2 separate regions of the Homo sapiens genome follow, and region 2 is linked to region 1. Evidence: chromatin loops called from intact Hi-C (ENCODE). Cell type or tissue: heart left ventricle. All regions are shown on one strand. Each heading gives the region's core, and the rest is flanking DNA. Links, peaks and the distances in the headings are about the cores only.

Region 1 (4,284 bases), core at 974-3,473:
ATTATCAACATCATTATTTCTAGTTCAGATCATTCTAAAAATAGAGCAGTCATTTTCTTCTATATAAGTCCCAGGTCCAGCCTGCTATTTTTTGAGCCTACCTTTCCTAATATCTAGTTTATATTTTGTTTTGTTCTTTCTTGGGATTGGGAGTCAGAATATCAACTTTTTCAGAAAAGAGCTTTGGAAATTCTACATACATAATATATATAAATTTTCCATTCATAGTGTGTTAGCAGCTTTTTCTACAAATCTCTTGGCGGGTGGGGGGATATTTCACTCTTCTATGAATCAAATAATATATGGCTTTTTCCTATTGGAAAAAATTAGTCGTGTGAACTTTATTCTTCAAGAAAAAGTAGTTTTTATCTGCCTTGGAAATGTCAAAAGGATTCACAAGTTTCACAAGTGATGATCTGGGTTGATTGCTAGGAACTGTTTTTAGTTAGTTTTTTTTTTTTTTTTTTTTTTTCAGACGGAGTCTTGCTCTGTTGCCCAGGCTGGAGTGCAGTGGCGCGATCTCGGTTCACTGCAACCTCCGCCTCCTGGGTTCATGCCATTCTCCTGCCTCAGCCTCCCGAGCAGCTGGGAGTACAGGTGCCCGCCACCACGCCTGGCTAATTTTTTGTTTTATTTTGTTTTGTTTTTTTTAGTAGAGACGGGGTTTCACCGTGTTAGCCAAGGATGGTTTTGATATCCTGATTTCGTGATTCCACCCACCTTGGCCTCCCAAAGTGCTGGGATTACAGACATGAGCCGCTGTGCCCGGCTGCTAGGAACTATTAATCCATAGACAAGGCTCTGGTTAGAGAAGCAGAAAGAAGGCTGGGTAGACCGGGGAAGGTAGCTGGGAGGTCTCTGAAGCTTGGTCTTGAAGCTGTGAATTCATAGACGTCTTGGAAAAGAACTTTATAATGTGGTTAGACAAGTTTTATAAGATTTTAGGATTAGGAAGGCTTTTTTAGGGGGTGGGGTTGCTTTTAAACTTTGTTTGAAAAATGGAGCTTGCTGCCATCATATCATCATCAAAAATGGAACTTGTCTATCCACAAATATTTATTTAAAAGTCAGACTAATGGCAGAATGGAAAGAATCCCAGCTTTGGAGTTAAAATATCTCACTTAAAACTTGTCTTCGCTGCAGGCTACTTGGTTGTACTTGAGTAATTTACTCAAGATTCTCTTCAGCCCAGTTTCCTTATCTGTAAAATCCTTCCACTGTTGTTAGGAGGATAAGAAAGCCAGTATTGGTAAAAACATATATCAGAGTCCTTTTGACTGTTTAGAAAGTGTTAATTTACTCCACGATTATCCATTCAACATTTATTAGTTGGCTTCTGTGTGGGAGAGTAACCATTAATACCTTGAATAAGTTTATAATCTGGTCATTCTGTAGAGCTTCCTATATGATGTCTTCTGTTTAAGTATTTCTGTAATACCTTATAGACATCTCTTTTAGACTACTAGTGATTGTTGGTGTCAACATATGTGTGAAAATGCATATATCCTTTATTAGGCTCTAGCACACAGTGTGCTCTCAATGTTTGTCTTTTCAAATAAACATACTTGGCCAGGCCTGGAGGTTCATGCTTGTAATTCCAGCACTTTGGGGGGCCAAGGCGGGAGGATCAGTTGAGCTCAGGCGTTCAAGACCAGCCTGGGCAACATGGCAAAACCCTGTCTCTACAAAAAATAAAAAAGTTAGCCAGGCATGGTGGTGTGTGCCTGTAGTCCCAGTTACTGGGGAGGCTGAGATGGGATGATTGGTTGAGCCTGGGAGGTCGAGGCTGCAGTGAGCAATGATATTGCCACTGCACTCCAGACTGCATGAGAACGTAAAACCCTGACTTAAAACAAAAACAAAAAGAAAACGTGCTCATTGGCTAAGCCTGGTAGAAGCCACATGACCAAGGCTGATCATTGCTGCCACTGGGTGGCAGCATACTGGGATTGAGGAAAATAACCCCTCAACTGCCCGGATGATAAACACAGAGTTCTAAAATGGCAACAAAGGGAGATCCACCCTTCTCAGTTATTGTTTGAAAGGACAGCTCTCAGGCAAAATATGTCCACGAAGTTCCATGGAATAATTACCTTCCTTGGTGTTAAAAAATGCCCTCACATTTCAAACATGTCCTGCTTTAAGTTCCCAGCGTCTTAACCAGGAACTCGCTTATGTGTGTTGTTTTCTGCTTCTTTCCACTAGGGAGCTATTGCTGTAAAACAGAAGGGGTAGTATTACAGGGAGGAGATGCACATTTTAAAATATATTTCTGCTTCGTCAAACTGTACAGAACTCTTTTCCTCAATGAGAACCAGGTTTTTGCATGTATCTTTTGCCAAGATTTGAGAAGGGAAGTCTCCACCTTCCAGAGCTTTGGTCATATTTTGTTTCTCTCTAAGGGTGAAGATGCTGTTTGTTCTTGCAGGGTGAGGCTTTGGCCAATAAGAAAGCAGTGCTCAGAGGTAAAGAGCCTCGCTGAAGCCCTAGTTCTAGCCTACCAGGATTTGGTCATTTCTTGGTTTTTCATTTGATCCCACCCTTGCCTCCCTTCAGAATGAAGGTAGAATGTGGGACTGTTTCAGACCATGAATGCGATTGGGCAGAAAGACTGTGAACCAAGAGGGCAGGGAGAAGGGAAGGGATGTGGGGAGAGCTAAGTGTAAATTGTAGAGTCTATGAACAATTCTGGAGACAGACAGGACAGGTAAGGAGAAACTGCTGCTCTTGGTAGAGGTTTACAGCCAATTGTAGAACCCTAAGAAAATACAGCACTTTGGGAGTGGATGGACCCAAAATGGGTGGATCATTTGAGCCCAGGAGTTTGAGACCAGCCTGGGTAACATGGCAAAACCTTACCTCTCAAAAATTTACAAGCTTAGCCAGGCATGGTGGTGCCCACTTGTGGTTTCAGCTACCTGGGAGGCTAAAGTGGGAGGATATCCTGAGCCCAGGAGGTGGAGATTGCAGTGAGCCATGCTCGTGCCATTGCATTTCAGCGTGGGTGACAGTGAGACCCTATCTCAAAAAAAAAAAAAAAAAGTTCCTAAGAAAATAAAGCCTGGCCCATGCAATTTGAATGTAACTGTCTATAATTTCTCTTGGTTACTGAAATTCTGAGTTTGTGTCTATGGTTTCTCCATCCTTGTCTTTGAGGAGGAGCAGGATGGCGAAGTCGCAGCCATTTAAAAACTTGTTTTCAGTCATTTTGCAGAAAGCAGACGTACACTTCTTTGCTGTTGGTCTGTGATGCGGGAGTGGTTTGTCAGTTCTTTCATTCAACAAGTGCTGATCTTTGGGCAGCATACACTGGTATGACCTTTATCATTTGTTCAGGTGTTGTGGAGAAAGTTGTTTGCTTTTGAAAGACTTGATGGAGAAAAGTCTTTCTACATTTCTAGAAAGACCATGGGTGTGAGTATTGAGAGCTGAGTGCCAGTTTGTTTTTTTGTTTTTGTTTTCGTTTTTTGAGAAGGGGTCTCACTCTGTCACCCAGGCTGGAGTACATTGGTGCGATGAAGGCTTACTGCAGCCTCTACTTCCTGGGCTCAAGTGATCCTCCCACCTCAGCTTCCTAAGTAGCTGGGAGCACAGGCACCAGCAATGACACCTGCCTAATTTTGTATTTTCTGTAGAGATGGGGTTTTGGCATGTTTCCCAGGCTGGTTTTAAACTCTTGAGCTCAAGCCATCCACCCGCCTTGGCCTCCCAAATTGCTGGAATTATAGGCATGAGCCACCATGCCCTGCCCAGGCACCATTCTTGACTGCGAGAAAGTCACTGTGATGGTTTCTCCAGCCTGAGTTTTCTCCTGTATAAAATGGACCTTGTTTTGAGGAGAGAATGAGGTATGTGGTACTCGTGAGCAGGATTTTCAATGCCTGGCTGGTTGTTACTTATCCATTTAGTCCGAGCTTCAGGGAAAGAACATGACACCGGCCTCCAGCAGAGCCTGCTCTTGGTCCACTGTTTATCCTGGTGACCTTAGGCAAGTCATTTAATTTCCTTGAGTTTTGGTGTAAGTATTGATGGAGCAGACCATCAATAACTGTTCTTATGTCTGTTATTACCATGTGTCTGTCTACATGTTTGTTTGTAAATTCTCTGTGGGTAAAAGTTCTCTTTTCATCCCCTTGCCTCAGCACGGAGCCCAGAGCCAGACTGCAGGTAGGCACTCAATAGATATTTGATAAATGGATGTTAGTCATTTGATTTCTGAAGTTGCGTAGGTACCAGCACTACAACCCTATGTAGTTCACATAACTATTTGCAGTTGTATTTTCC
Region 2 (4,025 bases), core at 594-3,093, 670 kb after region 1:
ATTAGCGTTCTAAACAGTTTTGCAATTTTTTTTTGTATTATATGCTTGCAGGTTATATCTTAGTGCAATTCAGTCCCAAATACTTTAATTTTGAAAAGAAAAAAAAACATACATTTTTGAATGTAAAATACCCCTACAGATATAAACAGGGGCGTTTCCCCTCTTAATACTTTGGTTTTCAATACAGTCAGTGGTATAGCAAAGACTACACATACCCAACTTATATTTAAGTTGCAAGCACATGCTGTATAAGCTACTTTTTTTAAACAGTCCCCTTGCAAACTCTACCCCCCTTAACATCACAATAGTAAACAATTTAGTGCATCAATCGTTTAAAAAATCTACAGCTAAACAGACCTAACTCTTTCAAATTTATCTATAACATTCCTTTATCTGTAGCATACATTTTAACTGGGCTAACAGATTATAAAAACTAGAATTAAATTATATACTAGAAACCCAGAGCATTCCACATTTGACAATGACCAAAAGCCAAAAAATATAAAATAAAAATAAAACAAACCAAAAATAATGGGGCAGTTTCTCTTTTTAAAAAATAAATTTTAGACTGCTTCTCGGCAATAGCACAATTTTAGTCCCCAAAGTGGGGCGTCATTCTTATTAAAAAGAAAACATTAAGAGTTCTTCAATGTTTGCCAGGTTAAATGTGTAACCCATTCTGGTATCTTTGACAAGGAATGCCTTCAGTGCATTGGGAGGTTGAAGTTCTGAGTAACTCAAAGCAGTTTTGGAGCAGATGCAAAATTTCATGGGAAGAAGGCTCTACGGTTGCACTGTTTTGTTCTAAACTCAAAAAAGTCATGAGGCAATAAAACAAAAGTATGAATGCCATGCTATAAGTCTTCGAACGTCCATTTCCAAGCCAAAAGGAAAAAAAAAGGAAAAAATAATTATACCATACATGTCCAGCATGCAGGCTTTTTTTTTTTATTAATATAATGTCTCTTTTCCATAAAGTCTTTGAAACAGTTATAGTTCATTGTTGCTAAGACAAAGTAGCAAGCATAATAATGCATGAGATGAGAATGAGTTTTTTTAATGGCAGACTAAACTCTCAGATTTGGCATCACAAGGCCAAAACTCACAAGTCACACCCAGAAGGTTGATGCAGGCTTGATTGTGGAAGGTTCATGAGGATTTTTTTCTCTATTTTAGCATAACAATGCTAAAAAAAAAACCCGATGGAACTCGGCACGCTGCAAGTCTATAACATTTCACATTTTTTTTTCCTTTGCAAGCTCAATCTCACATGAAGAACTCAGGAGAAGAAAAAAAAACTTTGCTTTTTTTTTTCTTTCATCTCGGAAGAGATGGGTTGAGAAGGAGTGAGGGTGGAGGTTGGAAAAAAGGTGGGCAACACAGCAAGCTCTAAAAGTAAAATTAAAAAAAAAAATCCAAACAAAATAAAACACACACACACACAGAAAATGAACACCAGTTCATGAACTGAAGGGGAAGAAGAAGAAAAAATATGTGAATGATGCAGGCTTCAAAGGTGATCAACGTTTCACATGAAGAACTCTGCTGAGATCATTGAACATTGTGCAAGTCCGGGGGTGGGGCGGGGGGGTGTAAAAAAAAAAAAAAAACAAGCTAGCAAGTTATGGAGAATTTCAGATTGGCAATCCATGAGCCAGACACCCATTCCCTCCCCAGTTTAAAACAGCCACCACCACCACAAACTCGAGCAGGGTGTGGGGTGTGTGTGTGTGTGTGTGTGTGTGTGTGGTGTGTGCGTGCGGGTTTGTGTGTGTGTAGGGGGCCAAGGGGGCCAAACTCGGTGGGGGTGGGGGTGGTGAGGTGGTGGCGAGCATGGCTCTAGAACTAGCAAGCCCACACCCGAGCCGGACCCCCGCGGAGCACTTATCAGGGTGGCTAGCTGGAATCGCGTGTCAGACTCACATGAAAAACTCGGGAGAGGACGGGTTGTCGCTGCTCGAGCCGTTTTCTCGGAAGCCGCTGCTCACCAACTTCTCGTATTTCTCCTTGTACGCGTCCCTCTCGCGCACCAGCCTGGAGATCTCCTGCTTGAGGTGGTCGACTTGCTGCAGCAGCTGGTTCTTCTCCGACTCCAGGACGTGTCTCTGCTGCACCCTCTTGAAGCGGCAGGACTGGGCATAGCCGCGGTTTTTCAGGGTCCGCCTCTTCTGCTTCAGCCGGATCACCTCCTCCTTGCTGACCCCGCGCAGCTGCCGGTTCAGCTCGCGCACAGACATGGTCACCAGCTGCTCGTCGGAGAAGCGGTCGTCGAAGTGCAGGCCGCCGGCGGCGTGGTGCGGGTGCAGGGCGCCCCCCGCCCCCGCCGCGCCCCCGCCGCCTCCGCCGCCGCCGCCGCCGCCGCCGCCCCCAGCGCTGGCCGGGCCACCGCCGCCCGCGCCCCCAGCGCCACCGGCCGAGGCGGCCGCGCTGCCCGCGGCGCCGGGCGCGCCGGCCGTCGGGTGGTGGTGGTGGCCGGCGGCGTGGTGGTGGTGGTGGTGGTAGTGCGGGCCCGCGCCGCTCTGCGCGGCGGCCGCGGCGATCACGGCGGACACCACGGCGGCGGCGGGGCCCATCTCCTCGCCGCTGCCGCCCAAGGAGGCGCCGGCACCGGCCCCGGCCGCCGCGGCCAGCTGCTGCGCCCCGCGCGCGTAGCCATCGAAGCCGCCCTGGAGCTGGTGGCTGTTGCTGATGAGCGCCTCGACCGCGTCCTCGGGGCTGAAGCCCAGCGCCTCGGGGTTCAGCTGCTGCGGGTAGCCGGTCATCCAGTAGTAGTCTTCCAGGTGCGCCTTCTGCTCGCTGCCCGAGCCCGGGCTGGGCGCCGAGAAGCTGGGGGAAGGGGGCACCGAGCTGCACGGCGTGCTCATGGGGGTGGAGGACAGCGAGCCCCCGGCGATGAGACGGCCGCACTGGCTGATGATGCGGTCGGTCTCCACCGGTTCCTTTTTCACTTCAAACTTCATCAGATCGAAGTCATTAACATATTCCATGGCCAGGGGACTGGTGGGCAGGTCGGAGTTGCTCATTGCCAGTTCTGATGCCATTCTCCTGCCGCCGCCGCCGCCGCCGCCGCCGCTCCGCCAGATGGGCTGCAGGAGAGGGGCCAGCGGGCTGTGCTGGGTGGCCAGCGGGTGAGCCAGCTTGCCGGGCTGGGGCGCTTCTAGCTTGCGCGGCGGTGGCTGGCCCGAAACCTCCGAGCGCGCTCACACACACACCCCCCCGCCCTGCCCGCGCCCCCCGCGCCCGCCCTCCCTCCCCCCTGCTCACGCCAATGTGCTCCCTCGCTCGCCCCGGCCCCTCCTTGCTCGCTCGCCTCCTTGCGCGCCGAGCCGGCGGCTTCAGGCTCGGGAAGATCCTCCGCGAGCTGCGGTGGCGGCGGTGGTGGCTGCGGCGGCGAAGCTGGAGGAGCCCGGCCCGGTGCGCGGCGTCCCCCGCTCGCCGCTCCGCTGCGCGCTTTGCATAAGGAAGGGCTCGCCTCGCCGGCCCGGGCTGCAGGCAGGGCGCGCGCGGCGTCCGCTCGGGGCTGGAGGCGCGGCGGGCGTCTGTCCGGGCGGCGCGGGCCTTGGCACGGGGGAGTTAACACTTCATGCTTCTCGCCTCCTCTTCTGCTTGGCTCTCTTTATTATTTTTTTTCTTTCCTCTCTCTCCCTCGCGCGCTCTCTACCTCTGTGCAAAGTGCAAGGCAGAGGTGCAGCCCGACTGGAGGAGAGGGAGGGGGGAGTTTAGTTCTTTCTTGCCTTTTTTTAAAAAAGCAAAATAGCGAAGTCCTGGGGAAAGACGAGGCAGAGAGCAAAGGGGGGAGGGGGAGGCCAAGCCGACAAGCAGCCCGAGCTACAGCTAGAAGATGAAAAAAGATTTTAAAGCCTCTGATCCAGCAAGAAGAGTTTAAAGCAATTGCTGAGTTTTATAGCACTCGTGACGTCAGGTCCAAATGAGAAATTGACTGGCACTCCGGGCCAATGGGAGGCGGCGAGAGCGGCCGCGATTAGCATAATAGTATAGAAACAAGGAAACTTTTCGGAGCTGTC

The links. A loop is a pair of places that touch in the nucleus more often than their neighbours do. Peaks named below come from ENCODE experiments on the same cell type or tissue, not always from the same donor. Only the 100,000 strongest peaks of a DNase experiment are listed, where the experiment ranks them.
Region 2: it touches region 1 in a loop (2.4-fold over the local background); 37 of 110 quality-filtered maps call a loop at or near these places.

Annotation. Positions count from the first base shown.
Region 1 is chr16:78,923,346-78,927,629 of GRCh38, forward strand. All of the region lies in intron 8 of WWOX (WW domain containing oxidoreductase), which reads left to right. Among named protein-coding and RNA genes, the nearest start is that of WWOX-AS2, 430 kb to the left of the region's middle. RefSeq lists an enhancer at 1,826-1,875. In heart left ventricle, for the core only: a CTCF peak has its summit at 1,927 (motif pointing right); a DNase peak (open chromatin) is centred at 1,927.
Region 2 is chr16:79,596,862-79,600,886 of GRCh38, forward strand. MAF (MAF bZIP transcription factor) reads right to left here and starts at 3,876. Exons shown (of 2, transcript NM_005360.5): 1 at 1,924-3,876. The coding sequence starts at 3,041. RefSeq lists an enhancer at 3,791-4,025. In heart left ventricle, for the core only: a CTCF peak has its summit at 2,120; DNase peaks (open chromatin) are centred at 2,100 and 2,790; H3K4me3 peaks cover 2,422 bases; H3K27ac peaks cover 1,244 bases.